5 separate regions of the Mus musculus genome follow, and regions 1, 2, 3 and 4 are each linked to region 5. Evidence: chromatin contacts called from ENCODE POLR2A ChIA-PET data. All regions are on one chromosome and are shown on one strand. Each heading gives the region's core, a stretch centred on a gene start or an enhancer-like site at or near the end of the contact. The rest is flanking DNA. Distances are from core to core; before and after follow the strand shown. Region 1 holds the start of Akt1s1 (AKT1 substrate 1 (proline-rich)). Region 2 holds the start of Nup62 (nucleoporin 62). Region 3 holds the start of Ptov1 (prostate tumor over expressed gene 1). Region 4 holds the start of Aldh16a1 (aldehyde dehydrogenase 16 family, member A1). Region 5 holds the start of Rras (related RAS viral (r-ras) oncogene).

Region 1 (5,409 bases), core at 2,326-4,825, 170 kb after region 5:
GCAGTGGCAGCCCTGTGCGCCTGTGCGATGTCGTGGAGGCAGCGTCGGGCCGCCTCTGCCAGGGCTCCGCGGCCATGGGCGGCATAGGCACAGGGTCCAGGGCGGGGCGGCGGCGGTGGCGCTGCAGTCAGTAATACCAGCTCTGTGCCAGTGCGGGCCTGAAAGCGCTCGGCGGCCCCCACGACGGCTTCCCACAGTTCCTCTGGCCGCCCAGACGCCATCCGAGCCCTGTGGGCCAGAGCAGGATAGAGGGGCTCAGGATGCCGCAACCATCACTCCTCATCCTGAGGGGCAACTACTGCAATGCAACTCCCCTCCACGGCACGCGGCCGTCCCAGCTGAGCTCCCCCAATTCCCACACCTGTCTCCCCTGGGATCTTTCCCAGTCCTAGCTTGCTTTCTGGCCCCATCCTGTTCCACACAGGAACTACCCAAAGCCTTCGAGTCTCCATCTGTTTTGGCTATGAACATTAGAGTCAAGTTGGTTTGTGGTTATTTAGTTTGGTTTCTTAATACTCTGGGAGCCAGGATCAAGTACTCAAGTTGGACCCAAACTCACTATGTGTATAAAGGTAACTTTGGAGTCCCGATTCTCATGCATCCAGTTCTTGAGTGCTCAAGTCACACATGCACACCACCACGCCTAGTTTGCTGGGGACCAAACCCCAGCTTGGTGAGTAAGTGCCTGCAAGCGCCAGCTGAACTGCGTAGGGTTTAATATACGGCTGGCACCGAACCTTTGCAACCGACTTCCCTCCACTACCGGAGTCCCTGCAACTGGAGATGGGAAGCACTGTATGCCCAGCCTAACGTAAGTCTTTGAAGACTTACACCAATTTCATGTGCACCTTTCCCATGGTGTGCAGCATGTTAATACACGTGTAACCAGGTATGGTGGCACACACCTGAAAGCATGGTACTCAGAGACTGAAGTAAGACTTTTACGGCTTTGAAGTTAGCCTGGGATACAGAGATCTGGTCTCAAAGAACAAAACAAAAACCACAGGTGACTTGCATGGCTTCTGCAGCACAGCAGCCTGGCCAGTGCTATGCCTTCCTCTTTCACGTGGTCCAGTAGGTCCTCTCCCCCTGCAGTGGAACTCTGCCTTCTAGAGTGACCAGGACCAGGTGGACCCCACACCCACATAACTGGTTCTCAGGTCACTGCCAACTTTCCAATCACTAGGTGAGGGAGATGCCGCCTTCTCTGGGATCATTCTTTCAGGAGAGAGATGAGCTCTGGACTGAAGGTGGGCACAGGAAGATGCAAGCTGCTCTGTGCCCAGAATCACAGCTTCAGCTTCTACATCTCCTCAGCCCCTGCCGTGCAGGGCTCTGTGGTGCTTGGAGAGCTTGTGACAGCTACTCTGCTGCCTGTCTCCCCATCAGACAGAACTGACGCACAAGGATCTGGAGTCCCACCATGATTTAGTGTGACCTTGGACCACTCACTGGCTCCCAGGCAGCTGAGAACTGAGAGGTGGTGAGCACCCCATCACTGGAGCAACTTAAGCCCGCCAGGACCACAGTGAAGAGAAATATGGATGCAGTTTGCAAGCTCCTGTCACTCACACTTTAAAAAGCCAGTCTGCACAGACTCCACACTGTTCTGCTGCCCCTGACTCACCAAAGTGGGAACGACTCATATGTTGGACCAGAAGATGATCACCGTTCCTAAGCAACCCCTCACTTCCTCCATGAATCAGCAATGGACACCCCACTTTACAGCCTGAAGCTCTGAATCCAGGCTCTTGACTGTTATACTGGCAGAGCTGACCACTGAGAAGAGCAGTCTGTGTCTAGAGCCTTCTCTGCCAATACTGCGCTCCACCCTGCCTACCTCATTAGACTGCATCCCCCCATCCCATCTTTCCATGGAGAGGGAGAAAGCTGCAGTGCTTTGACACTACTGTCTGCTGGGCCTCAAAGTCCTACCTACAGCTTTAAAAGGCGCCCAGCAACTCCTACACACACCTTCCACCTCTCCTAGCTAATAAAGGAGGCTGGAAGTTTAGGATTATGGCTAAGGGCAAGAAAGTGACTGATCCAAGATGACACAGCTTCGGTCCTCACTTTCGTGAGGGCAAAGAGTGGCAAGTCTCAGCCTCTTTGCACGAGATCTCGGGGGCAGCCACAGCAGCAGTGTCACCGAGTGAATGACTTGTGAAGGCGGCTGGAATGAGGGCAACTTACTCCAACCTCCTAGGCCTATGGCCTCCTATGAGGCAAGACTCTGGGGCAAACCAGGAAGGGGGAGCTGTCCAGCGGGAAGGTGCAGGCCTCCCAGGACAGTTGTGAAGAGAGATAGAAAAGAAAACGGCCGCAGCACGGGACACGGTGCGGGACGTCCAAGAAGGATCCTACCACCGAAGTGAGGCCGCCGACCAGGGCTACACCACGCCCGCAGCCCAGAGAGGCCCCTGCTCTAGGAACACAACAGGAAATCCCGCCCCCGGTGGGGATCGGGACCGGAAGTCCCGCCCGGGGCGCCCCCTCACCCACCCGCGACCCCCAGCACACACAGCCGTATGGACATGGTTCACCGCCAGCGTGAGGGTTCCAGCCCGTCGGCACCCCCGCAGTGAAGCTCGTCTACACTTCGTCGCGAGTCAGACACATGGGGTTGAGCGTGAGCTCTTTCAGCAGTCGGCCAGGAGTCGCAGGACGATCACTGCCCCCCTGACCTATGCAGTCCATACCCTTCCCACGGGGGCTCGCCCTCCCACTGCCCCTCAACCTCAGGAAGGCCAGACCCTCCCCAAACCCCAGCTCACAACGCCGCCTCCACTCACGTGCCCGTAGCCAGCATGGCCGGCCAGGCGCCGTCGCCGCCCTCAAAAGGCATGGCGGCTTCTTGCGTCATTTCCGTGTGGCTGCCCCTCCTCCATTGTGTACACTCCCCCTCCCTTATCCTGCATGCCTCAAATCAAAATAGCAACTAGAAGCTCCGTCGGCAAGCCGTGGGCAAGAGCGACAGCAAGGGTGCCCACGGATGGAAAATACGGCAAAAGACTTTTGCTACTGTTTCGAATTGCCCGCAACAACTATGACCGCATGCCCATGCTCACACAAGCGTAGGCAAGCGGCATGACTGCATGCCCATGCTCACACGCAAGCGGCATGACGTCCCTCGTTCGTATTCAACGTCTGCTCCCGTCCCGACGTGGCAGTTAGTATGGCTTCATATGCCTATAAAGCATATGGACACTTCCTTCCGTCCACACTAGACCCCCTCCTCTAGGCCCTCGCTCGTTCCCTTTAACACAAAGCTGGCAAAGATTCAATATGGCAGCGTTTCTTGCTTCGGTTTGCCCAGTTTCAAGATGGTGGTGCAGTCCTCTTTCCACGGTGACTCAGAAATTTGGGGCAGCTTCGTTTCCAGGAGCACTGACGGCTTCACCCTTTATCCCGAGCCCCTCAGCGCCTCTGGTGCCATACCGCTTCTCTCACCTTTTCCTCTCTCCGTTTCGCTTTTCCAGCACCCCGCCGTCGTGCCCCGCAAAGAGATGGTAGTGCCCCGCATTAACATGGCTTCCACCAAGCCGCTCTGGTTTGTCCTCGAGAAAAACGGCACAGTATTGGCTTCGATGCCAGTATAAAATATGGAGAGGGCCAAGGAGGCGTTCCCGAGCGATCACGAGTTGGGCTGCGAGCATGGGTCCTCCTACTTGTTTACTTCGTGGCGAGAGTGGCGCAGTGCGCCTGCGCCGTCCCGCTGACCCTTGCCAACTTTGCGTTCTACACCTCGTGACCTATGTCTTCGAGTTTCTACTACCCTGTTCAAACAGATGGTCTCACCCACTGCAGCCTTAACAACCTCGGGGACGCTACCACTATCTAGCCTGGAAGGGAGCGTTATTTTTCCGGATATGACACCAAGTTGACCCGGAAAAGGAGGAGATAGGGGCAGTGGAACCTCCGCGGCGGCAATGGAAGGATCCAGCTACAGGGTAAGACTTTGGAAATCATTCCCTCGCTCATCTACAGGAGACGCCCCCCACTGATGGTCCGCTTCCACCTTCTGCTGTGCAGGGATTAGGCCGAGTCAACTTAGCAAGCACCAGCTTCTAGTTACGATGCTGTTGTCACTCTCCGCAGTCCTTAGGGAGAGCCTCCCTTAGCCCCGCCCCCTGGAAAACGCACGCCCATCTGGGGTGCGAGGCGGGACTGTAGACTCGCCACGCCCCATCTCCGCTTGTCAGTCAGGGGCTCTAGACCCCGCCCCTGGGGAAAACGCCTCCCTTAGACCCTTGGCTTTCACTAGGTGGTGTTTGAAAAGGGAGGCGTGTACCTGCACACCAGCGCCCGGAAACACCAGGATCCAGACTCGCTCATCGCCGGCGTCATACGAGTGGTGGAAAAGGTGGGCCGGGATGGAGGTGACATGTGTGGGAACTTCGAATTGAGGGATGAGGGGCATTCGGGTGACTCTACTAAGTCCTCCCCATGTCCCTCAGGACAGCGACGTCTTTCTGCACTGGGCTCCGGTGGAGGAGGCTGGAGACCCAACCCAGATTCTCTTCAAGAAGGTAGGCGACTCGCTCCTCTTCCCCACTCTAGTGGAAGGCAGGGAGTACTCGGGAACCTGTGAGCCTGTTTGCTTTCTGAAATGACCTAATGCCATATCCTTTTGGCTCCTTAGGGGACCCTGCTGGGTTCAGACTTCTCAAGGGGTGTGGCCTAGTTTTGGTCTGAGGCAGCTTTCTTTCCTCTCTGTTTGCTTTACGTTTATTTATTACATTTATTTATTGTGTGTGTGCATTCACATGCCACGGTGTGGGTGTGTGGAGGTCAGAGGATAACCTGTGGTAGCAGGTTCTCTCCTTCCACCGAGTGGGCTCCAGGGTTGAACCCAGGTTGCCGGTTTTGGCAGCAAGTCCAGAACCCTCTCACTAAGCGCAAAGATTTAGATTGTGTGGGGTGTGGAGGGGGTGTGAATGTGTGAGCATGTGTGTGCACTACCTGTGAGTGCATGCAGAAGACAGCACTGCAGACACATGCTGGAGCTTTGGATGGTATGTGGGGACTGGGATCTGAACTCTGGTCTCTGGGACTGTACAGTAAGCCTTGCTAACTACTACACTATCTTTCTGGCCATAGATGACTTATTTGCTTATTTGTGTGTGTTCTACTCGGAGGGGTCATTCATTTCTCCTTGTGGGTTCTCTGGACTGAACTTAGGCCATCTGTCTTACCCATTGAGCCTATGTCTGGCCCTGCTCAACAGTATCCCCTGTCTGTCCATCATCAGTGCCCCCTGTAGACTCACAGCTAGTTACAATGACAATGGCTACCACTTGAAGCTCTTTATTCAGTTACAGTGAAAAGTCAGAAGGACACAGAGGAATCTTGACAAGAACACAGAAAGGGCTGAGAGCAGGGGTGTGAGTCTGTTCTTTTCTTTTTTCT
Region 2 (5,512 bases), core at 2,325-4,824, 200 kb after region 5:
GAAGACAAGTAGCAGGTTGGTGCACACCCCACCAAAATCTAAGTAGGCAGACCAACTCCTGCCCACAAACAGAACCCATAAAGCCCAATCCTTTTCCATCACACAAGGCTGTTCTCTCAACTGGGAAACCAGGGCCTGCCACAATAGTACAGGGATGAGAAGCAACCAGGTGGACAAAAATAAAGATATACGAAGCGTCACAACAAAACCTCTTTGCACACTAACCAAAACAATTTAACAGCAACAACAAAATCTAGGTAATAGTCCAGGTTTGAGGCCTCACAGGACAGGGTGGGGAACTCTGCTCTATCAAAGACAACTGTGGCCATGCAAAATTCTTCTTACCCTTTTTCAGGCCCCAGTCTTGTCTTTCACAACTAAGCTAGTGCCTTTGGGATGCTAGGCCCCTTCTTAGCACAAAGCCCCAGATTTTCAGTGTTCTGCCCAGGGGGCTCCTATACAGGTCTTTGCTACCTAGGAGCTGTTGCCAGGTGCTCTGTGGTCCCCAGAGAATTCCCTCAGCCCTTCCTAACCATCAGAGCCCGGCTGATGCAACTGCCTGCAACCAGCCGCCTCACTCCCCAGCTCAGGCCCCTCCGCACTGGAAAAGAGTTCCAAGCAGCTCCACCCTTGCTTCTGGCTCCCCACAGGATTTGTTTTTTGTTTTTGTTTTTTGAGAGGAAAGAGACTAGGCTGCCACTTGAGCCGGGGTGAGGGTTAGGAAGAGAGAATAGCACACATGATGGACACATAACAGTCTGGTACTGGCCAAGGCTCAGGGTGGCAGGCCTCCAGGGATGATCACAACTCCCATAAAGTGACGGCTGTGCACATGCTGGGGAGGGCATGGCAGCTAAATGTGAAAACCAGCTCTTGAGTTAAGGTGGATCTGAGGGCGGGGGAAGCATCTGGGTAGGACCTCAGGAAAGAAAAAAGAAGTACCATGGGGAAGACTATGGGCTGGTACCCCCACTCTGCACTGTCTTTGAAACCTTTCGATTATTCCAAAAGTTTACTTTAAAATACCAAACTCAAGGAAAGGAGCACCACCGGCACAGCAACATGGCACAATGTTTCAAATAAAAACCAGCACCTGTGGGGCCCAGGGATGCAGCTCAGGTGGTAGAATGTCCATTTAGCATGCAGTTCATGAAGCTCTGGGTCCATCCCATTTCTGTATTCGTAGCAGACTCCACATGGACTTAACAAAGCCCATAGCTGGCAAGGGAGGGCTGGAGTCTAAACACATCAAATCACGCCTGTGCTCAAACACTGGCAGAAGATAAGAATTCACACTCTGATGGCTCAGTGTTACAGAGCACTGACTGCTTTTCCAGAGCAACCACATGGTGGCTCACAACCATCTGCAATGGAATCTGATGCCCTCTTCTGGTGTGTCTGAAGAGAACCTGTGTACTTACATAAATAAAATCTAAAAAAAAAAAAAGAGTGCCCATTCCAAGGGGAATTATCTCAAGGACTTGTAACTTTCAAAATCAGTATTCCCCACCTGCTCTGAATCTTTTACAGTACCAGGGATGGACACCAGAGTCTGGAAAGCAGTATTCTGGCCAACACTCTGCCACCAACCTCCAACCCCAGCCCATTACATATTTTTTTAAAATCAGGATCTTTGTTAAGTTCTCTAGACAGCCAAGAACTCACTTTCTAGTCAAGGCAAGCCTTGAGCTTTTTTCCTCCCCTTACTCAGTATGTAGACCTGTCACTACAGGTGGTGGAGGTCAGAGGACAACCGTCTAGAGTTGCTTTTGTCCTTCTACCAAGTGGGTCCTGAGGATGGAACTCAGGAGGGTTGAGTTTAGAGATCACCACCAGAGCCATCTCAAAGCAGCTCCAGCCCTGACCTTGACTTTCAATACTCCTGTCTTAGCCTCCTAAGTAGGTGAGATATCAAGCCTGGCCTCTGGACTTTTTCTTTTTAAAACACATTGAGGCCAGTCAGTATGACCCTGAACTCATGATTTCTTTTCTCCCATCTCCCAAATCCTGAGAATACAGGCAAGTCAAGCCCAATCCATGTGGTGCTTGGACAGAGACTAAGGTTCTGGTGTTAAAAACAGACGAGCATTCTTGAGCTCTATCTCCAACCATTCAGTCTCTCAGCTGCTACAAATATGACACACTGACTGACTTTCACATGGAATGCCAGCCATGTACATGAACATGGGGTAGAAAACAGGGTTCACGCATCATCCCCGGTGAAGGACAAGAGGGACTCTTTTACTAAATGGAATATAAATGTCCTATTTTGGACAGGATCAAGAAATAATTATCTAGTGGGGTCAGCAAGAGAGCAAGGACTGCAAGAAAGTCAGAGCAAGGGCAAAACCTTAGAGGTCGGCAGGGATGGCTGGAAACAGAAACCTTGGAGGTGGGACACACAGAACGATCATATGGCTAAGAATCTGGGGTAGGGAGAGTAAAAGAGGTGAAGTCAGGGTTTTTTTCTAAAAGAAAATACAATGACTGAGCAGTGGGTAAAGGCTGCCAAATAGTTTGACCCGAGTTCCGTCCCTGGGACTCACATGGTCAGAGAACCAACTCCTGCTAGCTCTCCTCTGACCACCACAATAAATGTTAAAACAAAACAAACAAAAATATGTTGAAGAGTCTCGTGGTTAGGACTTCGTGGCCTACTTTCCATAGCTGATATATCTGTGCGCGTATACAGCGCTCTACAAGTACTTGGGAAGCGTTATCTCGCGGTTGCTGCCTGGAACTCCTCTATGAAGCCTAAGCTAGCTTGCGCCATTCGGCGATGGGCTTAACCCACGAGGTCTCGGGTGGCAAATTCGTGAAGCAGGGAGAGAGAACGAGACGAGCTGGTTTCGGGTGTGAAAGACACATCGGATCTGACCGATTCAGGAGACCGAGCCCGGGCCCCCAGCCTGAAGCAGAGAGTGGAGGGTCAGGGCGACATGGCGGGCCCGGGGTCGCCACCGCCCCGTCGGGGCCGCGCGAGGGCGGGGCGCGGAGGGATCCAGGCAAGCCCGCGCTGCGCCGCCCCCGGTATATTTGTCCCCAGGCCCCGGGGCCGCCTCATTTTCAACCCTCTCAGCACAGTCTCCCTTAACGCTCCCGCCACGCCGCCTCCGCCCGCGCAATGGCTCTGTAGCCGCGACCCCGTCGTGTCCCCCGCCCCCGTCTCCGCGCTCACCGCGCCTTCACTCTCCGCTCACACCGTCTCTTCAGCCGAGGCCGCCGCCGCCGTTGCCTCCTCGCCTTTTCGCCGCCATGGAGTGAGTAACCGCTCGCCCCTCCCTCGCCAACTGCCTTTCCCGCCCTTTCAGAGCTCGCGGGGCTTCACGGGTCAGCCTCGTGGTGGGGGCGGGGGAGACGAAGTGAGGAACCACGGTCGCGCAGGCGCAGAAGAGGGAAGCTGGCGGCCGGCGCATCCGCTGAGCAAGCGCACTAGGCTCGAGTTGCGAGGGGCGGGGAGGAGGAGGGCGTGCTTCCGGAGAATTTGGGGGCTTTTAAGGTCGGCTCGCGCGCCGTTGCGCCTGCGCGCTAATTCACAGACCCTCTGCCCCTTTTCCTCCAAGGAGACAACCCCACAACCTGTTGCGCATGCGCATTGTCTTATTCCCCCACCCCCCCACCCCTCCACCCCCGGCCTGAACTACGGCGGGCGGCCGGTCATTGGCTAAACACGCGCACTGGTCCCCCAGGAGGGTAGTGGCGTAACAATGGATCGGGTCCTGGGACTGAGCTTGCGCCTCGTCGCTAGTCGAGCCAGCAGCGAGGAAGGGTGGGGTTTTGCTTGAGGCTCCGACTCAGGCCCAACTTCCCTCCAATCAGACACCTGCTGGGGCGGGGACTGGCTTAAACTGACAGGAAAGGCTTTAGGAACACCTTTAAGAAAGAGTTAGCACTAGCACTACAGGGGCGGGGCCTCTAGGGACTTGCTAGTGGGGGACGGGAACTGACTGTGACAGACAGAAGGGTGGGCGGAGCTTCCCGTAGAATCTTTAGAAGTCACCAAAATTTTTAAGGGAAGAGCGGGATCTGTGTGTGTGACACTGATGAAGGGCCCAGGCATGCAGAATTATTCTGGGAACCCCTGTGGATTAAAGGGGGTATAGTCTAATGATGCGGAAGGGGCACGGCTAGAAGGAAATTCCCTTGGGATTGAAATTTTTATGAAGAGGAATAAGATGAGGTGGGTAGGAGGGACTAGAGGTAATTCCCCTGGGAAAACACTAGGTTTCTGTGTTGAGGGAGGAGATGGGGCAGGGGAGTTTCCAATAATGTCCCTGGGAATGTGTGGAGCGCTGAAATTTTCGGAAAGAAGGAAACTGTGTAGCCTGTGGGTCAAGCCGCTTTGACTCAATCCCACCCACGTCCCCTTGTCCTCACAGGTCCTCCACCTTCGCCTTGGTGCCTGTCTTCACCCAGCTGAACAATCTTCCACGCTGCCTCCCAATTGTTGGTGCAGCCTCCATTGCCGTCGCTGCCCTGTGCCTGTGTCACAGCCATGTCACTCCTGGCGACCCTGGGACTGGAGCTGGACAGGGCCCTGCTCCCAGCTAGCGGGCTGGGCTGGCTCGTAGACTATGGGAAACTCCCCCTGGCCCCTGCCCCCCTGGGCCCCTATGAGGTCCTTGGGGGTGCCCTGGAGGGCGGGCTTCCAGGGGGGGGAGAGCCCCTGGCAGGTAAGAACAGGTTAAGAAGAGAGGTGGGTTGAGCTGGGGGTGGGGGTGGACAGAAAAGGAAGAATTTATTCCTTCACAAGATCAGTACTGAGGGCCTGCAGTGTGCCCAACACTGTTCTAGGTCTGCAGGGTTCCGAGCAAGGGATCCCTAAGCTCATGGGTGCATCAGGAGACAGAAGTGGGAGACCAAAGCTTAGTGGACAGTGATGAAAGACATAGTTGAGAAGTCAGCCCCTCTAAGTAGATGACATCTGAACTGAGGGCTGAGGGATGGGGAGAAGGAGCCATGATAAGGTGGAAGGGGGCTCCATCTCAGAGATCCTGGGGCACAGTCTCTTTTGACTATGTAACAGATGGTTGTCCCAGACTGCGCCTGGTGGCACATGCCCTCAGCTCCCCCTGTTCAAGGGGCTTCTCAGCCTCTTGAGGTCAGGCCAGCCTAGGCAGCATAGCAAGAACGTAATTCTCAAACATCTCAGAAATGGAAAAGGAGAACAAATAAAGATGGAGCGAGTCATACACACACACACACACACACACACACACACACACACGTGCAGGAAAGGGAGGAGAGAGAGTGGTGAATAGTCCTAGCACTCTGGGAGAGTCAGATGTTTAAGGTTGTCCTCAGCCACGGACTACAAAGCAGGTCCAAGGCCAGCCTAGTCTACACAAGTCTCTATCACCAATAATAACTGAACAAGCAAGGAAAGGAGAGAAGACATAGGTATGGGGTGCAGTCAAGCAGCCACAGAGCAGGATTACAGACGTGGGAGCAGACCTTTGTTGGGTGGACCGTTAGTTGGGTGACTGCTTCACTGAGTGGTTGGCTGATTGAT
Region 3 (6,003 bases), core at 2,082-4,581, 150 kb after region 5:
TCCTAATGTTTTGGCTATTACAGCTCAGGTCATGTCAGATTTGGGCAGCAAAGTCTGCTTCATTCTGCTGAGCCACCTCACTGCACGCTCTCTGCTTTGCCTGTTATTTGAGTCAGGATTTCTCTGGGTAACCCTTTCTGGCTATCCTGGAAAACAATCAAGACCAGGCTGGCCTTGAACTCTGAGCTCTCCCCCACCCCCTGCCTCCTTAGTGATTACAAGGTGTGTGCCACTATGTTGCTCTTCTCTGCTACTTTGTGGGTTCTTCCTTTAACCTCTCTCCATCCTTTCTATTCCAGCTTTTCAACCCCTTACCACTAGACAGGAGAGAGAAAAGGGAAAAGATCCCTGAATAAAGTTAGGGGTCATAAAGGGATTAGCATAGCATCTGTAGAGTACTTCCTGCTAATTAGGCACCTCAAGTTCCTTGGGACAAGTTTGATCTTTGCTATCTGGACATCTCTTTATTTGTTGTTTTTGTTTTTTGTTCTTTGTTTTTGTTTGTTTTGAGACAGGGTTTCTCGGTTTAGCCCTGACTGTCCTGGAACTCACTCTGTAGACCGACCAGGCTGGCCTCGAACTCAGAAATCCGCCTGCCTTTGCCTCCCAAGTGCTAGGATTAAAGGTATGTGCCACCACGCCTGGCTAGGACATCTGCTTTCTTGTTGCTCTTTGAATATGACTACTTAACAAACTGTACCCAACAGCCCACTCTGCCTCTTGGGGTCGTAGCACTTACAGACCCTCTGAAAAGTCATCAGAATTCCAAACAGCACACAATCACATAAACTAGCTGCAGATGGCAAAACCGTGCCTCTGCTAGAGCAGGAATCGAATCATAGCTGCTGTGAACAGTCTGAAGCAGCCCCTTATCCCACACCTGGGTTTAAAACAAAACATAGTATTAGTGTTAAAAAAAAAAAATCTTGGGCTGGAGAGATGGCTCAGCGGTTAAGAGCACTGCCTGCTCTTCTGAAGGTTCTGAGTTCAAATCCCAGCAACCACATGGTGGCTTACAACCATCCCTAATGAGATCTGATGCCCTCTTCTGGTGTATCTGAAAACAGCTACAGTGTGCCTACATATAATAAATTTAAAAAAAAAATCCCAAAATTGTAACTACACCATTACACCTGATTTTCTCTTGCTTTCTTTTAATTATTTTAAATGTTTCCTTTATGTTTATGGGTGTTTTGCCTGAATGTATGTCTGTATGTGCTTGGTGCCTGTAGAGGCCCAAAGAGGGCATCTGATCCCTTGGCACTGGAATCATACATATTTGTGAAGCTGCCACTGGGTACTTGGAATACAACTTGGATCCTCTGGAAGAGCAGTGTTCTTAATTGCTGAGCCGTCTTTGCAGCACCTCCCATTTTTGAGACAGTCTGTCAAATGTTTAGCCCTGCCTGTCCACAAACTTGCAAGGATTATAAAATCTGTAGTAGGTCTGGAAGGTGGTGGTACATGCTTTTAATTCTAGCACTTGGGCAGGGGCAGGTGGCTGTGAGTTCAAGGCCAGCCTGGTCTACAGAGCAAGTTCTAGCCAGAACTACACAGACAAACTCTGTCATGAAAAACAAAAGAAACTGCTTGCCCTTGACAGTTGTGAAGTCCTGGCTTTGTTCTTCACCCTTTATCTCTGTCGCCCTGCAAAACCCTTTGGGCTCAGCTTCAAAATCAGTTGTTGCCACTGCTGCCATCAACTTCATTTGCAGCCAACCTGCTCCACTAGTGGGCTTTGGGCTCTGCCTGGATTCCTTACTGTTGTTGCTATGGAGACTTTTATGTAGACCAGGCTGGCTTCAATCTCATGAAGTTGGTGTGACCCTTTTCCCTTACCTTTTTTTTTTTTTTTTTTTTTGGTTGGTTGGTTTTTCGAGACAGGGTTTCTCTGTGTAGCCCTGGCTGTCCTGGAACTCACTCTGTAGACCAGGCTGGCTTCAAACTCAGAAATCCGCCTGTCTCTGCCTCCCGAGTGCTGGGATTAAAGGCGTGTGCCATCACGCCCGGCTTCCCGTACCTTTTAATTAATGCCTAGTGTCACTACTCAATCTCTATTATTATTGTTTATTAATTATGAGACAAGGCTGTCGTATTAAGTCAGTTGCCCAATCAGGTTTTGAGCTCACTTTGAAGTGCAAGCAGACTCTGAATTATGTGCACATGTGACACAGGACTTGTGTGGGGCTCAGGGAGCACTTTGTAAGGGTCTCTTTGCTCCTCCCACCATAGGGTTTAGGGAAATTGAACCCAGGTTGTCAGGCTTGGTGGCAGACAAGGACCAGGTGACCTCTCTTGCTGCTCACCTTCCAGTTTAGCTTTTTAAATCAATTATAAAACACGAGATTTTTAAAAAGCCAGCCTACTGCCAGGACATTTGCTCCAGGTGACAGGCATCATAGCTTGGGTGTGCTGTCAGGGGCCTGATATAATTTGGTTAAAGTAGTGTATGAATCAGCAAGGAAGAACAAAGTATAGTCCAAATAGGTTTTCTAGTTTAAAAGAAGGCAGGAGGGAACTTCTCGCATGCAAGAGGCTATAAATTCAAACCTCAGCACCCTATATATAGTTTAACAGCCACGTGTAGTAGTGCACACCCAATTAAAGGTGAAGACAGAAGGCTTAGGAGTTCGAGGTCAGCCTGGGTGCATAAGCTAACACTGCGTAAACACAACGCCACTTACATCGAGCGCAGATAATCTAAGGCTGGATAGTATCACAGGTTAAAAACAAACGGAAGCAAGAAATGCCACTGCACAGTCCTTTCAGATCAAGAACGTGATCTGGGTAAGGCAACTGCTAGAAGGCCCAAGCAACAGTGGGCAGACCCTGGACAAATGGGCCAGCAGCTATGCTGGTCACGCCCAGGCTGCGAGAGACCCGCTGGAAGTTGTAGTCTTTTAGCCACCTTGCCACGTCACCGCCTCCAAGAGGCAAGAACGCCTGGTTCCTACATCTACCCCTCAGTCTGGTGGTAGGTTCCGTCGCGCCACCCATTATCCTGTCTACCGCCTTCTGTCCCTCCAGCAGTGAGGACTTGGTATTGTCTCACCAGCTCGAACTCTTGTAGCACAGTTTCTCTCTTGTCATTTCCAAGTCTGAAACCCTCCCTCCCTGACCTTCTTGGTTTGCTCCAGCCACACCCCCTTACAGTCCTCCATCCCTGTTTGTCAGCGCTGGCTCCCCAGCTCCATAGTCTGTTGGTTAGCGCCGGCTCCTCCTCTCCCCGGCGTTGGTCCCGGCTCTCCCTCTTCTTCCACGTTGGTAGGCGCCAGCCCACCCCCCCCGCATCTCCCCCCAGCTTCGCGTTGGTTGGCGCCGGGCTCCCCTGTTCGCTGCAGTGGTTCGGCCGCGGCGACCCCTCAGCGGCGCGTCCCCCGCCGCGGTCCCGCTCCGCTTCTCCCCGAAGCCGCGCGCCCGCGCCTGTCGGTCGGCGGACCCGCAGCCCCCCGTGAGGCCCACGGCCTCCCACCCGCCATGGTCCGCCCGCGCCGTGCCCCGCACCGCTCCGGCGCCGGGGGCCCCCTCGGAGGTCGTGGCCGGCCACCGCGGCCCCTGGTCGTCCGCGCCGTGCGCTCACGTTCCTGGCCTGGCGGTCCTCGAGGCCCGCAGCCACCGCGGATCCGGGCTCGTTCGGCCCCTCCCATGGTGAGTCCCACGGCCTGTTTCCAGAGCCTTCCACGCACGCCCCGCCCCGCCACCCCTCCCCTGGCGGGCGCCTTTGTCCGCAGCGCCCACGGGCCTCCCGCGGGAGGGCGCACCCAGGGGTCCGGGATCAGTCCTTGATCGGCTCTGGGCGCTCCCCTTTGTTGCGCGGCGGGCTGGGCGGGGGGCGGGGTACGGAGGCGGGGCGGGTTCGAATTACTGCTGACTGCGCGGCCGGCTGCACACGCGCGCGGGGGGCGCCTGGGGTGCACGCTTGTTTTTCCAATTGCAAAGTTGGTCCTCGGCCTCCGGGTCTGGAAATGCGCGAAGCGGCCGGTGGAGGAGCCCGGCGCTTACACGCGCGCCCAGCTGTTGCTCGCGGGGGCGTTGTCCCCCGGGGCCAGATGGCGATTGTGGACAGTCCCTCTATTTGCATACCCGCCCGCCCCGCAGCTAGCCCAGACCTTAAGCCTTAAGATAAAGCTTAAGGTAAATATTCAGCTCTGTAAGTTCGTGGGGTTGTCACCTTTTTGTCCACTCAGTAAACGTGCGCGCACTTTCTAGAAACATTGAGATTTTCTTGGGGCAACAAAATTGCCCCCATTGTGATGGTGGACTCGTGGCCACACCTGCGCATGCTTGGCCAGCGGTAAGCTATTCCCTGGCGTGGTACTGACCACTTCAGACTTCTGACGACGTTGTTCTCCGAGGAGCTGAGGCGGGTCTGTCGCCTGGATCACCTGAGGAACGCAGACACACCCCTCGCTGTAGTACAGCCTAGGCTTGAAGTTTTCTCTTGGTGTTGGGAGCCCTTCCTGGGGTCCTCATATGTGTCCCTTTTCTACAAATGTGACTTGGCTCTGGCCATGCAGTGCGCAAACAGCAAATCAGGCATGCGTAAACACGAACTTGGCGCTTAGTGGGCTTCATGTTCCTAGTTTGTTTCCCTGCTGTTGTGGGCATACAGGTGTTTTTGGGTGCAGGCAAACACACAAGCCTCTTAATGGTTATCCCTCACCCCGCACTTGAATAGTTTTGGATTTTGTTTAGGTTCCTAAGTGTGTTTGCCTGATTTTCACCGACTGTGTGGTGGTGTACATGCTGACACTTGTAGTGTCTCACTGCACACCCAGCCCAGGCAGCCAGTGTGCGGATTTGCTGTAATCCTGAGGGCTTGGGTCTGCAGAACCATCAGGAAGGCCCCTCAGCAGTGAAGACCTAGGCTCTTCTGCTACTTAAGTCACCGGGAGAACTTTCTGGTTTGTCATCACACCGGGTATAAAGGACTCACGAGCTTTAGCAGAGAGCAGAGATGCGTTGGTGACAATCAGAAGGGTCTCTGGCCTGGAGTGTGTCTAGTCTGGTTAGAGACTGGCCCAGGAGACCGACTGGTCTTTTGGAAATGTTTTGGCCGGAAAAAGAGTTTAGTTTGCACCCTGGGGTGGAGGAGGGGACACGTGGCCATGTTTGGCACCACTGTTCAGCATGCATTCAGGTAAACGTTTTGGTTCAGGTAGACTCTAGCTTCCTTAGGATTCCCCCCTCCCCCGCCCCCCAATTGTCCTCCAGGGTGTTCTATTTACTTGGTTTCTGGTTGCTGCCACATTGCGGTCCTCAGTGAAGGCTATCCTTTGTGGGAGGCTCCTCTTAGGGGTGATGCTGCCCACAGTTTTCTGACAGATTGATCTGAAGGTCAAGCTTTGAGGTCTGGCCTGCTGGGGAAGGCGTCAGGACCGGAAGTGTGTGCCCAGGGACTTGAGTCTGGACCTGAGGGTGACCCCTCCAGGATGTGCGGAAACGCCTAACCTGGAATGACCTAGGAATTCTCCCCTCTGCTGCAGGAGGGTGCTCGAGTCTTTGGAGCCCTGGGGCCTATCGGGCCCTCTTCACCTGGGCTGACTCTTGGGGGCCTCGCAGTGAACGAGCACCGGCTCAGCAACAAACTGCTGGCCTGGAGTGGCGTGCTGGAGTGGCAGGAGGTGAGGCTGGCTGGGCCACCCAAATCTCTGAGTGGGTGGAAGGCATGGGGGGGAGGGGCCCGGGCACTTTGCTGAGTCTCCCCACCCGCCCACCCGCAGAAGCGTAGACCCTTCTCGGACTCCACAGCCAAGCTGAAACGCACCCTGCCCTGCCAGGCCTATGTGAACCAGGGCGAGAACCTGTGAGTGTGGGAGTGGGCAGAGCCTGGGGCGGCCTAGGATGCAGGGCATGGCTTCTGATGCACCCCCTACTGCAGGGAGACGGACCAGTGGCCCCAGAAGTTGATCATGCAGCTCATCCCACAGCAGCTGCTGGTGAGATTAGTGGGGCTCTGCCCCCCCCAAACCCTGGCCCCACCCATGTATCCCAAGTCCTGCC
Region 4 (6,133 bases), core at 893-3,392, 140 kb before region 5:
TCTGCTCCTCAAACGTCAGTAGGAGAACTCAGGACAGCTCAGGCTCGATCACATGGGGTACTATGCAGTCTATGCCCCCTTTTATTTTTACAAGAACTCCCAAGATCACCCCAACTCCATTTCATTTAGAACCTAGGAAACCTGAGGCAAACAACTACAATCCCCACAGGCCTCACTGCTGCCATGGGGCACTCTGGGAACTGAAGCCACATCTCTGAGTGCCAATTAATAATAGATTCTTAAATACCCAGGTTCCCACCAGTCTAGTCAGCCCGCACCTTCAGCAGCAGCTCCTGAAACCGCACCGTCTCTTCACCCATCGACTCTGTGTCGCTTAGTTCTGGTGCCAAAAACGTCGAGTCCGCCATGGCCCTAGGAAAAAGTCCTAGGCGTCCAAAAACGTGAAGAACGTTTCGCAGATAAGCGAAGCTAGCCTACTGTAGGGTCACAGCTGATTCGTTTGCGTGTGTGTGTGTGTGTGTGTGTGTGTGTGTGTGTGTGTTCGATATAGGGCTTCTCTGTGCAGCCTTTCCTGGCTGCCCTGGAATGCTTTGTAGACCAGGCTGGCCTCGAATCCTGCCTATGCCTCCAAAGTGCTGGGATTAAAGGCATGCACCATTACCTCCCGACCAGGACCAGTGAGTACACCCAGGCCTCCACCCAGAATCCCAAAATTTGTCCTGAGAATGGTCTACAGTTCCATTACGATGAAGGCTCCGTTCTCAAGTCGGCTGGGTATCTTGATAGGTCCTGTTTGGCCAATGCATAAATGAAAGCCACACTTCCGGCGTCTGTATAACTAAGGAACTGAAGTAGCCACCGTTAAGCCCACCTCAGCGCCCTTCATCCAAAGCAGGCACCTACAGGGACCACTTGTATGAAAGAGCTGAAGCCACGCCCTCCTAGCCAACCAATCAAAAGTAAGGACTGAGGAGGCCTGCGAAATGACACACTTCCTGAATCAATAAAACCTACATATCTGCCCTTCCCAAACCTCAGAGGTTACAGTACAGAAAGGATTGCCACTCTGAGAACTTTAGTATCTCCTGCTCTTGTCTATCATGAGTTAGGCTCTGGGTCTGATCCCACTCAACACACACCCAGTCTCAATGCTATTAATCGCCCTTTTTTGAACATAATTAATGTTTTTGCTTATAAAGAAGTTATAGAGGCAGAGGAGGCTGGAGAGATAGTTAAACGGCAGAGTGCTGACTGCTCTTCCAGAAGAGGAGAGTTCGATTCCCAACACCCAGATTGCGACTAACAAAGCCCTGTAACTCCAGTTCTAGGGGGATCTGTCGCCTCCTCTTCTGGCCTCCTGGGGAACTGCATGTACATGATGCACAGACAAGCAGGCAAAATACTCATGCACATAACAATAATCTTTGTTTGCTTCTTTTAAAGAAAGAAAAGCATTTGGGGTGGAGAGAAGGCTCAGCAATTAAGAACACATGTTATTTTTGGAGATGTCTGGGGTTAAGCTCCAAACAGCCACAACTGTCATGAGGCTCTCTCCAGCCCAGCGGCTGCATCGCCCTCTTCTGGGCTCCACAGGCACTGCAGACACATAGTGCAAAGACATACCTCAGGGCTGGGCGTGGTGGCGCACGCCTTTAATCCCAGCACTCCGGAAGCAGAGGCAGGCGGATTTCTGAGTTCGAGGCCAGCCTGGTCTACAAAGTGAGTTCCAGGAGAGCCAGGGCTACACAGAGTACATACAAAGAAAGATAAATATTTTTTTAGCCAAGTGTGCTGGCACACGCCTCTAATACCAGCACTCGGGAGGCGGAGATAGGTGGGTCTGTGAGTTGAAGCCAGCCGGGTCTACATAGTTAGATCCAGGGCCTCCAGAGCTCACAGTGAGACTCTGTCTGAAAAACAAAATAAAACAAAACAACGAAAATCTATTTTTTCTAAAGAGTCAAAGTGACAATAGCCGAAGGCCTTCTGCCAGTGCGGGACCCCACCCACCCACCCAACCATGTCTGTTCTCCCCGAAACTACATTTCCCAGCATCCGCCCATAGGCCGCATCGCGCGGCTCTAAAGTAGGCGGGTCACGTCCTATATAGCTCGCTTCCGGGCCCTACGGTTGGCCCCGCCCCTTTGATTGGAGTGGGCGGTGCCGCCCTTCGGACCTCCAAGTTCCTCTAGGTAGACCGTCCAGCAATCCCTCGCGGAAGGCTCCGGGAGAGCGATGGCGGCTACGCGTGTACAGCCCAGTACCCGGGAGATTTTCACGACGCTGGAGTACGGACCGGTGCCGGAGAGCCACGCATGCGCACTGGTGAGGGCTTGCCCCGCGGCCGCTGCTGCCTCCGAGTCCTCTCGGCCGCTTGGGGCGCGCGGGCTCCCGTCATCCACTGCGGCCTTCTCGGAAGCCCCGCCCCTCTGAGCGCGTGATTTCCCCTACAGTGCGGAAGCCTGGGCTGGGCGGCTGGCGGTGGGCGGCGATGGTTGTCCTCGCGGTTTTCGTTTACGGTCCCGAACGCCGCCGTAGTGTTTCCCCAGGACCCTTCAGGAACGGGTGGTCACTAAATCCCCATACCTCTCGCGGTCCTCCTGAGTCTTCACCTTGCTAGATCGTGGTTCCTTGTGGCCCCCGGCACTTTGGAGGCTCGCGGGAACGTTTAGAACCTCAAGTTCGTTTAGAACCCCAAGTTCGTCCAAAACTTGCTATGACTGCTCCCCTTGTTTCAATATCCTTACGGTGCTCTGTGATCTCCTGCCCCTTCGAACGTCATCTGAGTTCTCTTGACCCTCCTAGCCCATCCTATTCTCATTCTCCCTCTCCCCCTCCCAAGTTTAGTGGATTTCTTTGGGAGATTTTCCTGTTTTCGTACTTCATTTATATTATTCCTTTAGAGCCTCCTGGCCCAAGGCTCCAGAACCCTCTTGCAGCCTCATCGGAATGTGGTAGGGTTCCTGGGATTTTCTTTAAAACCAAGGACCAATCAGAATGCCCAGGGTCCCAGAAATTCTTCCAGCATCCAAGCAGGTATTAGGAGGTTGTAGAGTCTTTAGACTCTTAAGAGGAGTCACCACACTACAAAAGGACTCCAGCTTTGGAGGGACAGCATAAAACACTCTATAAAGTTTAGAGTGTTGATCCCAAAGATACAAGGAGAAAGATCACTGACCCGAAATCATCACGGCCAAAGTAATTTAAGCAAGTAATTAATTAAGCTAGCTTTTTTTTGAGGACACAAGCTGCCTCCCCAATAAGCTTTGGTTCTAGAAGTCAGTCCTGGATGTGAGAAAGACAAGGTTTTTATATATAGTTTGTGGATAGGGGGATTTGGCCACCAAAATAGTTGAGGTTACAGGAGCAGAACATACACATTATAATAACCTTCTGTAGTAAAGACATTATTGCAAGGTGTTCCTAAAATGGTAGCCATAACAACCTTTTGAAACAAAGGTAGGGTTGCAAAACAATTATAATATCTTTTTAAGGGCTGGTGAGATGGCTCAGTAGGTAAGAGCACCCGACTGCTCTTCCAAAGGTCCAGAGTTCAAATCCCAGCAACCACATGGTGGCTCACAACCATCCTATAACGAGATATGATGCCCTCTTCTGGAGTGTCTGAAGACAGCTACAGTGTACTTACATATAATAAATAATAAATAAATCTTTTAAAAATATATATCTTTTTAAAACCAAGACATGGTTGAAGTTTTCTGGAACAGGCAGTGCAGAACCATTTGTACTTAAGGTTACAGGTGGGACATAACCCAATCTTGAGAAACAGGTTTAATCAGAAACAGGAAAGAAGCTAGTTTGTCTTTAAGAGGCTTTCAAGCCTAAGATGGAGGCAGACTGGTTCATCAAGAGATGTCACCAAGATGCTGGTTAAGAGTCGGATCCCGGGCTGGTGAGATGGCTCAGTGGGTAAGAGCACCCGACTGCTCTTCCGAAGGTCCGGAGTTCAAATCCCAGCAACCACATGGTGGCTCACAACCATCCGTAACAAAATCTGACTCCCTCTTCTGGAGTGTCTGAAGACAGCGACAGTGTACCTATATATAATAAATAAATAAAATCTTTAAAAAAAAAAAAAAAGAGTCGGATCCCGCTGGCAGTGGTGACGCACATCTTTAATCCCAGCACTTGGGAGGAGGCAGAGGCAGGTGGATTTCTGAGTTCGAGGCCAGCCTGGTCTACAGAGTGAGTTCCAGGACAGCCAGGGCTACACAGAGAAACCCTGTCTCAAAAAAACAAAAAAATCAAACAAACAAAAAAAGGATAGGATAGATTCTGGACTCTGCTGACAGGGATGCTACGAATCCATCATAATGAGATGGAGCCTAGTGTTGCCTGGACAGACAATTGCAGTGGAGACTCCAACCAGGGAGATGCCAGTTAAAAGGTACTGGACTGTTGGAGTAACTAAAACTATAGATCCAGGTGAGAGGATTTGGGACAATTCAGAGACCCCAGCTGGAAGCTGGTTAGAGGCAGTGTGCCTCTAAGTAGCAATAATAGACTGAAGGCTGGGATTGATAGATGGACTGTGCCAACCTCTGCTAAGTACGATTTTACTTAATCCTCAGAACGTCAGAGAGGGGATTATTTCTGTTCTTTTAGTGACAGAACACAAGGCTAATGAGGGAAGTAATTTTGTCCATAGTACACAGAGCTTAAAGGAGTTTGGATATGGTGGGCAAACCAGTAATCCCAGCATGTGGAAGGCCAAGGCAGGAGAGTTACAAGTTCCAAATCAGCTAAGCAGTCTCAAAAAATGAAAGAGCTGGGCCTGTCACCACGCCTTGGATTCTGGTGTGCCCCCCACCAATCAGTTGCCCCCATTACTCCAACAAAGGTCTCAGGTTTACACTCTATGGGCACCTCAACCAGAAAACATGTTTGTTTTCTTTGGCTTGAGCTTTGTTTTGGAAAAGTCATTTTATTGTACAATTAATTCCATCTAAACATCCTGGATACCAATTTCTCTTGAAAATAAAATTCCAAAGTTTGGCGACCGTTTGGCTCCAGTTCCCTGACAGAATTCATCTGGAACCAATTGTCTTGGCTACTTTGGGAAAGCTCTTGGTGTCCAATAGGCCCGTGGCCTGCCAGGACCCCGTTGACATTCTTGTGGGAGTTTGTTTTCCGTCTTTTCCACAGCAGTTGATGTTAGGAACTCCCATGCATCCATCACTGAGCTTCAACAGCTCTGTGAGGGCAGGCCAGTGTTGGCGGCGCTTTCTCCCTTTCTCTCGAGAGTCGTTTATACAGTGCCGGCTGTTGTGCTACTTTCACATAAATATTTGAGTCCTTATTTCTAACAGATAAGGATTGTTATACAACCAACACTGCCATAGCACTAACTGTCAGTCACAGTGCTTAGTTCCCGGTTCATGTTCACATGGCCCCACTTCACGATGGCTCTGTTCCAGTTTGGAACATTTGCATGACAATTTCTCTTTTCTTTTTAAAAGATTTGGTTCTTTTTTGTTTGTTTTGTTTGCATTTTGGGACAGGGTTTCTCTATGTAGTCCTTCCTGGCTGGCCTGGAATGTTCCACGTAGACAGTCTGACCTGAACTCACAAGCAGTTTACCTGCCTCCCACGTGCACCCCTTGTTCTGTAAGACTACTGTGTCTGTGTGTATGCATGCGCACACGCTATGTGTGTTCCAGGAACTGGAGCTGCAGGTGGCTGTGAGCTGTCTGAAAACCAAACATGTAGCCTGCAGGAGCCCTTAGCTCTGGAGTCAGCTCTTGGCCTTCCTCCTTTTGACTTGCCCTCTCACTAGGCTGGAATTGCCCATGTAGGCAAGGCTAGCTGTTCTTTCCTCCTCCTCCACCTTCCTAACACTGGGATGGTAGACGTGTGTGCCTTGATCCACTCTTCCTGGGATTCCCCACGGATCCTGGGGATTGAATTCAGGTTCTCATCATTGCAAGGCACGTGCTTTGCTGACTGAGCCATTTTCCCACCATGCACCTTGTCTCACGTAGCCTAGGCTGCCCTCTAAATCATAGTGCTCTCCTGCTTCTCCATCTCAAGTGTCCGAATTACAGACACACGGGACGCACTGAGCCCATTTTGCTTTAAGGAAAAAAAAAGTAAAGAATGAAAAAGGCCCAGTTGTCAGGGTAAGGGAAAAACATCAGAAAGTGGAAGGTAG
Region 5 (6,086 bases), core at 1,359-3,858:
AAATCATCCCGGTCCTTGACTCTGAGGATCTGTGTGAAGAGCTTGCCCACCTCATTGAAACTGCAAGAGAAGTCAGTAGCATGAGGCACCACCTTAGCAGGAACCTGCCCCGTGCTCAGCCAGGCCCACCAGCATCCCCCTCACCTCTGCCTGTCGTTAATGGCAAACACCAGCAGGAAGCCGTTGCCAGCACGCATGTACTGCTCCCGCATGGCACCAAATTCCTCTTGCCCCGCAGTGTCCAGGACTGTGGAGACAGAGAGAGAAACGTGTGGGTCCCCCCAGGTTGTCCTGGGCATGTTCACAAATCCTCTGAGTCTTGCCCCCTGCCTCCCTTCCAAGCCCAGCCATCCCATCCTCACTGTCCAGCCGTGCAGGGATGCCGTCCACAGTGCAGATCTTTGTGTAGGAATCTTCAATGGTGGGATCATAGTCAGACACAAAGTAGGACTGGGGGGTAGAGAAGGTCACTGTCACCGAAGCAATCTGTGTGTGTGTGTGTGTGTGAGTCCTGTCCCATATCTTCTCCAAGTCTCTGTCCCCCCTCTCTCTGTGTCTCTGTCTTTCTCTCCCTGGCCCCTCCTGAGTCTCAATGTCTCTGTCTTTTTCTCTTGGTCTCTCTCCCTCTTGATGTCTCAGCAACACCCCCCCCCCCCCAATCTCTGATCTCTCTGTCTTTGCCGGTCCCATCTCTTTCCCTCTCCCCTCTCTGGGTTTCTGTCCACCCCCTTTCTCTCTGGATCTCTAACCTGCTCCTGGCGGTGCTGTTTCCACCTTTCCAGGTGTCAGGTTGTGGGTCCCTGTCACCGATGCCCGCCCCCGTTTTCCTCTCTTAGCCCCTCTGTCTTCTTCAGCCTTTGTCATCATTACACCAGCTGCATCACTTTGAACAAATCACTTTCTGTCTCCGAGGCTGTTTCGTCACTTGGAGAATCGAGGATGAAGACACTATACCATCTAACAGTTTTGATTGGCAAGGATTCCCTGCTCAACACTTAACACTTGACCTGGTACCGGTCAGCGACCAGCTTCTGAGAATTCTGGTTGAGCAAAGTAGCTGCCGATCTTGCTGTCTCTCTCTTCCCTTCCTCTCCCCCCCTCCCCCCATTCCTTCCCTCCTCTTGCTCCCTCCTCCATAAGCAGCCTCCAGTGTCTCCTCCCCTGGGAAGGTCTAGGTTCCAATCCTGCTTCAGAGAGGCAGCCCCACCCTTATCCCCGCCTCTCCCTTCCTGACTGTGTCCTGCTACTTCCAACCAGGCCTCTGGCCATCTCCAGGTTTGGCCCTTGGTGCTAGGGGCTCAAATTTGGACTCTTTCTTCCCACTGTAGGTTTCTCAACGGCATTGCCGGAGGCTCCTAGTCTGTGAATGTCCATCACCCAGGAACTTCTACAACAGCAAGTGGGCCCTCACTTTCCTAGTGTTGCCCTGATGTGGGGAGGCTCCCCGTGGGAACTGGGTGGAGGTTTCCGGGGCTGGGCTGGATTTTCTGAACTTGGCTGCTGAGGCTGAAGGTGGCTTCCTCTCTAGAGTGCTTGCTAAGGGCTGAGGCTAAAAGGGGTGCAAGGAATGGAGAGGATGAGGTTTGGTGTGTGTGGGGGGATGATTAGGACCCCAAAGTAAATAGATGCCCAAGGGTGAGAACAGCCTGGAGGGTTGGTTCCTGATGTAGGAGAGGTCTATTTATGGGACCTAGAACCTTCCAAGTAACAGGTCTCTGGAGGCTGTGAAAAACCTGAGTTCTATGCTTTTCTTTTTAAATCTGGAGATGACATGGGAGCTACTTAGAGTTTTCAGGGTTGAGGGTAAGGAGTTTGAGTGGGGAACTTAGGATGGAGAAATGGTTGGTTTTCCTTGGGGGTAGGATGGGGGGCTGCATTTAGCAGAATGGGGTATGCCAGATATTGGTGTTTTCCCAGGATGGTCATGTAGCAGGATCTTTCTGAAATCTCAGGTCTGAAGGGAAATCCTCTTCAAGCAGGGGTTACAGGGTGCCTGTTTTAGGACAGAGTGGTCCCAGCTGAGTCTTAGAATCAAAGTCTGGGCAATGATCAGGAGATTAGAGCCTCGGGGAGTGCTTGGGGTCTGAATGGAGCAACTGTTTGGAATTTAGGGTACTCCCAGTTGGTGAGCGGGGCTAGACAGACTAGGATGAGGGCTCTCAGGTACCTCTAGGAGGGTGATTTGTCCCAGGACATATTAGGAGAAAGCTTCCCCTCATGAAGGGGGTGGAGGCCCTGGGCATTTGGAGTCGCAATCAGAGGGTTAGAGATCCTCTTAGGAGGGTCTTAATGATGGTTCTGGGAGAAGCGAAAGTTTCAGGGAACCCAAAGGGCTCAAAGTCTCGATCTCGGGGAAACCCTCCCCGGTGAGGGCCCACTACCTGGATGAACTGGATGGTCAGCGCGCTCTTGCCCACGCCGCCGCCGCCTACGACCACCAGCTTGTGAGTCTCGCCGGGCGGGGGGTCCCTGGGTCCCGGCCCCCCGCCCCGGGGCCGCCCCCGCCCAGTCCCGGACGCCGCCCCGCTGCTCATGTCGCCACCGCTGCTGCTGCCGCCGCTACCGCCTAGGGGGAGTCAGGAGAGACCAAGGGGTGGGTTATGCTAATAATACTGCATAAACATGAGCTTTGGCCAGAGGACACGAGTCTCCGGATGCTTCTGGAGGAGGCGAGGCCAGAGTGAGGGAGGAGCTAGACTAATAAGGGTAGGGGAAACAAGGTTGCAAAAACGGGGAATTCCAAGAGGGGTGGGGATATGCTAATGACCCTGTGTCCACCCTAAGCACAGCCACGAGCTCTCCTCCTGCAGTCCGCCTTTGGGAGGAGCTATGCTAATAAACCCCATCTTTGGGCGAAAAAGTTTTCTTCGGGGCGGGGATATGCAAATTAAATGTTGCGGTAGTTATTATCTAAGGACCACTGTTTCTGGTAGGTGTGGCTTGGGGCTCCTTCTCAGGGCCGTATATAGGGAGATCTTAGGACAGCACAGGTCTCAAAATTAATCTCCGCCTCCTCCCTGGGATTGTCGCCAAGTTCTCTGCCCCAGCTTCGTTCTAGAGGCTGGCGTCTCGGCCTGTCTATGGACTTAGGCTTCCGGTTCCCGCTGTCCCAGCCAAACGGAAGATAGACTGGGAGGGGAGCTGGGGCCCTGGAGGGGGACAGCAGGGTAACTGGGCAGGACGGGCTGTGAGATCACCACATTCCTAATCCATGAGCCAGTTCATCCTAGTCGGGAAGTCCGGGTCTAGAAGGGCCGACAGCCAGGATTTCTGGGCTTTGGAAGGATGCGGTTGATAGCTCAGACACTGGTTCCTACGAGAGTATTGAGTTAGAGACTTAGATTTCTCCGGTCCGACTCCGGTCCAGGGGGTCGGGAGGGGCTCCTTACTACTACTGGGAAAGCTGGGAGTCTGGACTCATGGGGCCAAAGGATGGAGAGTCTGGGGACCCAGAATTCTGAGTTCGAGGGCATGAGTGCTCCGGGAGGGTTGTGGAAGAATTTAGCACTTACATTTATGTAAGATATGGTATTGACGTCCTGAAAGGGAAGAGGATTGAAATTCCAGAGTCCCAAGGAAGAGGGAAATGAGTCTTCACTCATCTGCTCTGAACCAGAAGACTCAGAGTTTGGATTTTCCTGTCCTGAGTAAAGGAGCTCTGGTTTGACTCCTGAGTTCTGAATTTAATGGAGATTATTTTAAGTTAAAGCCTATTCTGGACATCTTAGAATGAACTTATCTCAAAACAAACAAACGAAAAGAGGACTATAGATATAGTTTAGTGATAACATAGAACGTTTGTCTACCATGTATGAGCATTTAAATTCAATCTCTAGTTCCCCCCCCCCAATAAATAATTTTAGAAGCTGGGCATGATAACTGACGAGTCCCAGCACTGGGGAAACAGAAGCAGAAAGACAGCAGCAAGTTCCAAGCCCGTCTGAGATACATAAGACAGCGTCTCAAAAAAATCTTCTTAGGATTTATAGGAGAAAAAAATTAGAAGGGTTTCATATTCAGAAAGGACGACCATGGGCGGGGTAGCGTCCATCTTAATTGAACTACAATTCCCATGGATCTCAACAACGGAGCGCCTTTTTTACATCACTTCCTGATCCGCCGCCTTTTTCCCCGCGCACGCAGGACACTGAGGGGGGTCGTACCGCGCGCTCCAGCAGCCCCGCCCACTTCACCTCTCACCCCGTACACTGTCCCCCGCGTGACGGAGTCTTCACACGGACTACATCTCCCGGCATCCAGCGCGCGCACTCCACCTCCATGTGACGCATTGATTTCTGGGAAACGGAGTCGCCTCCGGTGCTGCCGGCCTTTCGGAAACCCAGCTGGGTACTTGAAATCCCGGCAAGCGCCGCGGCAATTTGGTTCCGCCCTTCCCCAGCTCAAATCGCGAGCCCCGCCCCATTCCGCCCCGCCCCGCGCCGGGACCGGAGCCGCAGCCCGAGCGGCGGGGTAAGATGGCGGCGGCGGTCCGGGCCGCGGGGCTCGGGCCTATCGGGGTGGGCGGGGCGGAGTCGGGTCGCTAGTCGTCTCCGAGTGTCGCCCGTATGCCACGGGGCCTGGAGAGCGTAGCGTGGCACCTTCGGACCCGGCTGCAGCGGCCAAGGCAGTCTCTGAGTAGGGGGCCTTCTTAGGGCCCCGGACGCGCCCGTGGGTGCCAGAGGGCTTTCGTATGGCCTGGACCGCGACTAGGCCGGCCCTCCTTCCCATTGCTGAGCCTGGACACGTCTGCAGGCGCCGTAGATGGTTTTTATGTGCGACCGTAGGCTAGGGTCTGTTGAGAGGCTTTTGGGGCCATCTTGAGATCTTCACTCCCCCAGGAGTTAAGGGGGTCTGCAGAGTCACCTAGTTCACTGGGGTGTATTTGTTAGGGCTGGGAAGTCTCTCCTCATGCTGGCCTCTGCATTCGGCTCATCTACATGGATCTGGGACCATTTATGAGGCCTGGAAGCTCTCTTCAAGGACTAGGAAGTGTTAAGGTCCACCTGGAAGAAAGAGATGTACTCCCACCTAGGGAGAGGGAAGCAAGCTTTGTGATGTGCCCAGAGGCATAAATGAGTCGCTAAGGTCTGGGAAGTGTTTTATGTGGGGGTGACTCGGAGATAGGGGTGGGTGGGGTAGGGTGGGGTAGTTTGAAGGAACTAGAATCGTCCAATGATTGCAAGAATACAGTCTATGTCTTGGAGGAAATTCAAGTGCTTTTGAAGAGTAGATAAATGTGTAGAGAATAATAACAGAAAACGCTGGGAATTTTATCCAGCTCAAATGTACTTGCCTTTCAGAAAGTAATTAAAAAGAAAATGGTTTCAAACAAAAAAGAACCTGTGTTGTCCCCATGCTGAGGAGTTAGAATCATTCCTGAGGGTCTGTAGAGCTGTCTGGGATCATCTAGTGCAGTGCTCTGCAACTTGACCTTGATAGGAAGGGAAAAAATGCATTATTCGATGAGATTAAGTGCATGCCAACATATGTATTTTACTAATATTACTCCAGTCCTGCAAACTCATGGTTCCATTTGAAACTTGGAAAGTATTTTCCATTATGTTTTATGTACTTTGTGTAATGAGCTGTTTGTGAATCACTAAATTGCTCCCAGAGCCCTGTAATTGAGGGATCACCGATCTCACATGGTCTGCAGAGCCTTACAAGGTCTATGGTTTTGGGGATCTCCAAATCTGCAGCCAGGATCTCTTGGTACAATTTCTTTTCTGTGACAGTCAGTGCTTTGGATAAGATGTGTATCAGACTGTGAGAGAGCATCCTCAGAGCTGGGAATTATTGCTATACAGGGTAGGAAAGTCTTGAATGTTAGCTTAGAGAAGCTTGGATATGGTAGGGGGGCCATCAGTAAGGTATGCCTGAGGGAATCAGGAAGAAGCTGAAGGTTTGGAGAGCTGGAGCTGGGGGGGGTTGTGGAGGCCAAGGTATAGTTTCAGAGTAGGACTGAGACCAGGGCTGAGGCCAAAAGGCGAAACCTGGTCGAAGGGCTACTGATAGAATTATTGCTAATGTGTATCCAGCCATTTATATGTGGAAACCAGTGTGAGAGATACTACTATTTTGCCATT

What was found. ChIA-PET counts read pairs that join two places held with the same protein, here RNA polymerase II (POLR2A).
Region 1: POLR2A ChIA-PET joins it to region 5 with 38 read pairs in embryonic stem cell. The contact joins the promoter of Akt1s1 here to the promoter of Rras in region 5. POLR2A ChIA-PET finds 5 or more read pairs at or near these places in 4 of 5 experiments (Patski and embryonic stem cell).
Region 2: POLR2A ChIA-PET joins it to region 5 with 35 read pairs in embryonic stem cell. The contact joins the promoter of Nup62 here to the promoter of Rras in region 5. POLR2A ChIA-PET finds 5 or more read pairs at or near these places in 4 of 5 experiments (Patski and embryonic stem cell).
Region 3: POLR2A ChIA-PET joins it to region 5 with 17 read pairs in Patski. The contact joins the promoter of Ptov1 here to the promoter of Rras in region 5. POLR2A ChIA-PET finds 5 or more read pairs at or near these places in 4 of 5 experiments (Patski and embryonic stem cell).
Region 4: POLR2A ChIA-PET joins it to region 5 with 28 read pairs in embryonic stem cell. The contact joins the promoter of Aldh16a1 here to the promoter of Rras in region 5. POLR2A ChIA-PET finds 5 or more read pairs at or near these places in 3 of 5 experiments (Patski and embryonic stem cell).

The regions. Positions count from the first base shown.
Region 1 is chr7:44,847,390-44,852,798 of GRCm38, reverse strand. It overlaps Akt1s1 (AKT1 substrate 1 (proline-rich)), which reads right to left and starts at 3,575. Exons shown (of 5, transcript NM_026270.4): 1 at 3,451-3,575; 2 at 1-228. The coding sequence starts at 221. It overlaps Tbc1d17 (TBC1 domain family, member 17), which reads left to right and starts at 3,720. Exons shown (of 17, transcript NM_001042655.1): 1 at 3,720-3,950; 2 at 4,265-4,363; 3 at 4,458-4,529. The coding sequence starts at 3,930. It overlaps Mir707 (microRNA 707), which reads right to left and starts at 3,100; the gene lies at 3,028-3,100.
Region 2 is chr7:44,814,150-44,819,661 of GRCm38, reverse strand. It overlaps Nup62 (nucleoporin 62), which reads right to left and starts at 3,574. Exons shown (of 2, transcript NM_053074.2): 1 at 3,179-3,574. Atf5 (activating transcription factor 5) reads left to right here and starts at 4,004. Exons shown (of 3, transcript NM_030693.2): 1 at 4,004-4,180; 2 at 4,380-4,673. The coding sequence starts at 4,496. Il4i1b (interleukin 4 induced 1B) reads right to left here and starts at 3,292. Exons shown (of 9, transcript NM_001171024.1): 1 at 3,179-3,292.
Region 3 is chr7:44,866,996-44,872,998 of GRCm38, reverse strand. Ptov1 (prostate tumor over expressed gene 1) reads left to right here and starts at 3,331. Exons shown (of 12, transcript NM_133949.2): 1 at 3,331-3,648; 2 at 5,487-5,624; 3 at 5,724-5,806; 4 at 5,882-5,939. The coding sequence starts at 3,478.
Region 4 is chr7:45,150,545-45,156,677 of GRCm38, reverse strand. It overlaps Aldh16a1 (aldehyde dehydrogenase 16 family, member A1), which reads left to right and starts at 2,142. Exons shown (of 17, transcript NM_145954.2): 1 at 2,142-2,286. The coding sequence starts at 2,197. Pih1d1 (PIH1 domain containing 1) reads right to left here and starts at 2,375. Exons shown (of 10, transcript NM_029406.4): 1 at 2,138-2,375; 2 at 279-372. The coding sequence starts at 368.
Region 5 is chr7:45,014,464-45,020,549 of GRCm38, reverse strand. It overlaps Rras (related RAS viral (r-ras) oncogene), which reads right to left and starts at 2,608. Exons shown (of 6, transcript NM_009101.3): 1 at 2,382-2,608; 2 at 363-450; 3 at 145-247; 4 at 1-60. The coding sequence starts at 2,534. Scaf1 (SR-related CTD-associated factor 1) reads left to right here and starts at 4,301. Exons shown (of 11, transcript NM_001008422.1): 1 at 4,301-4,470.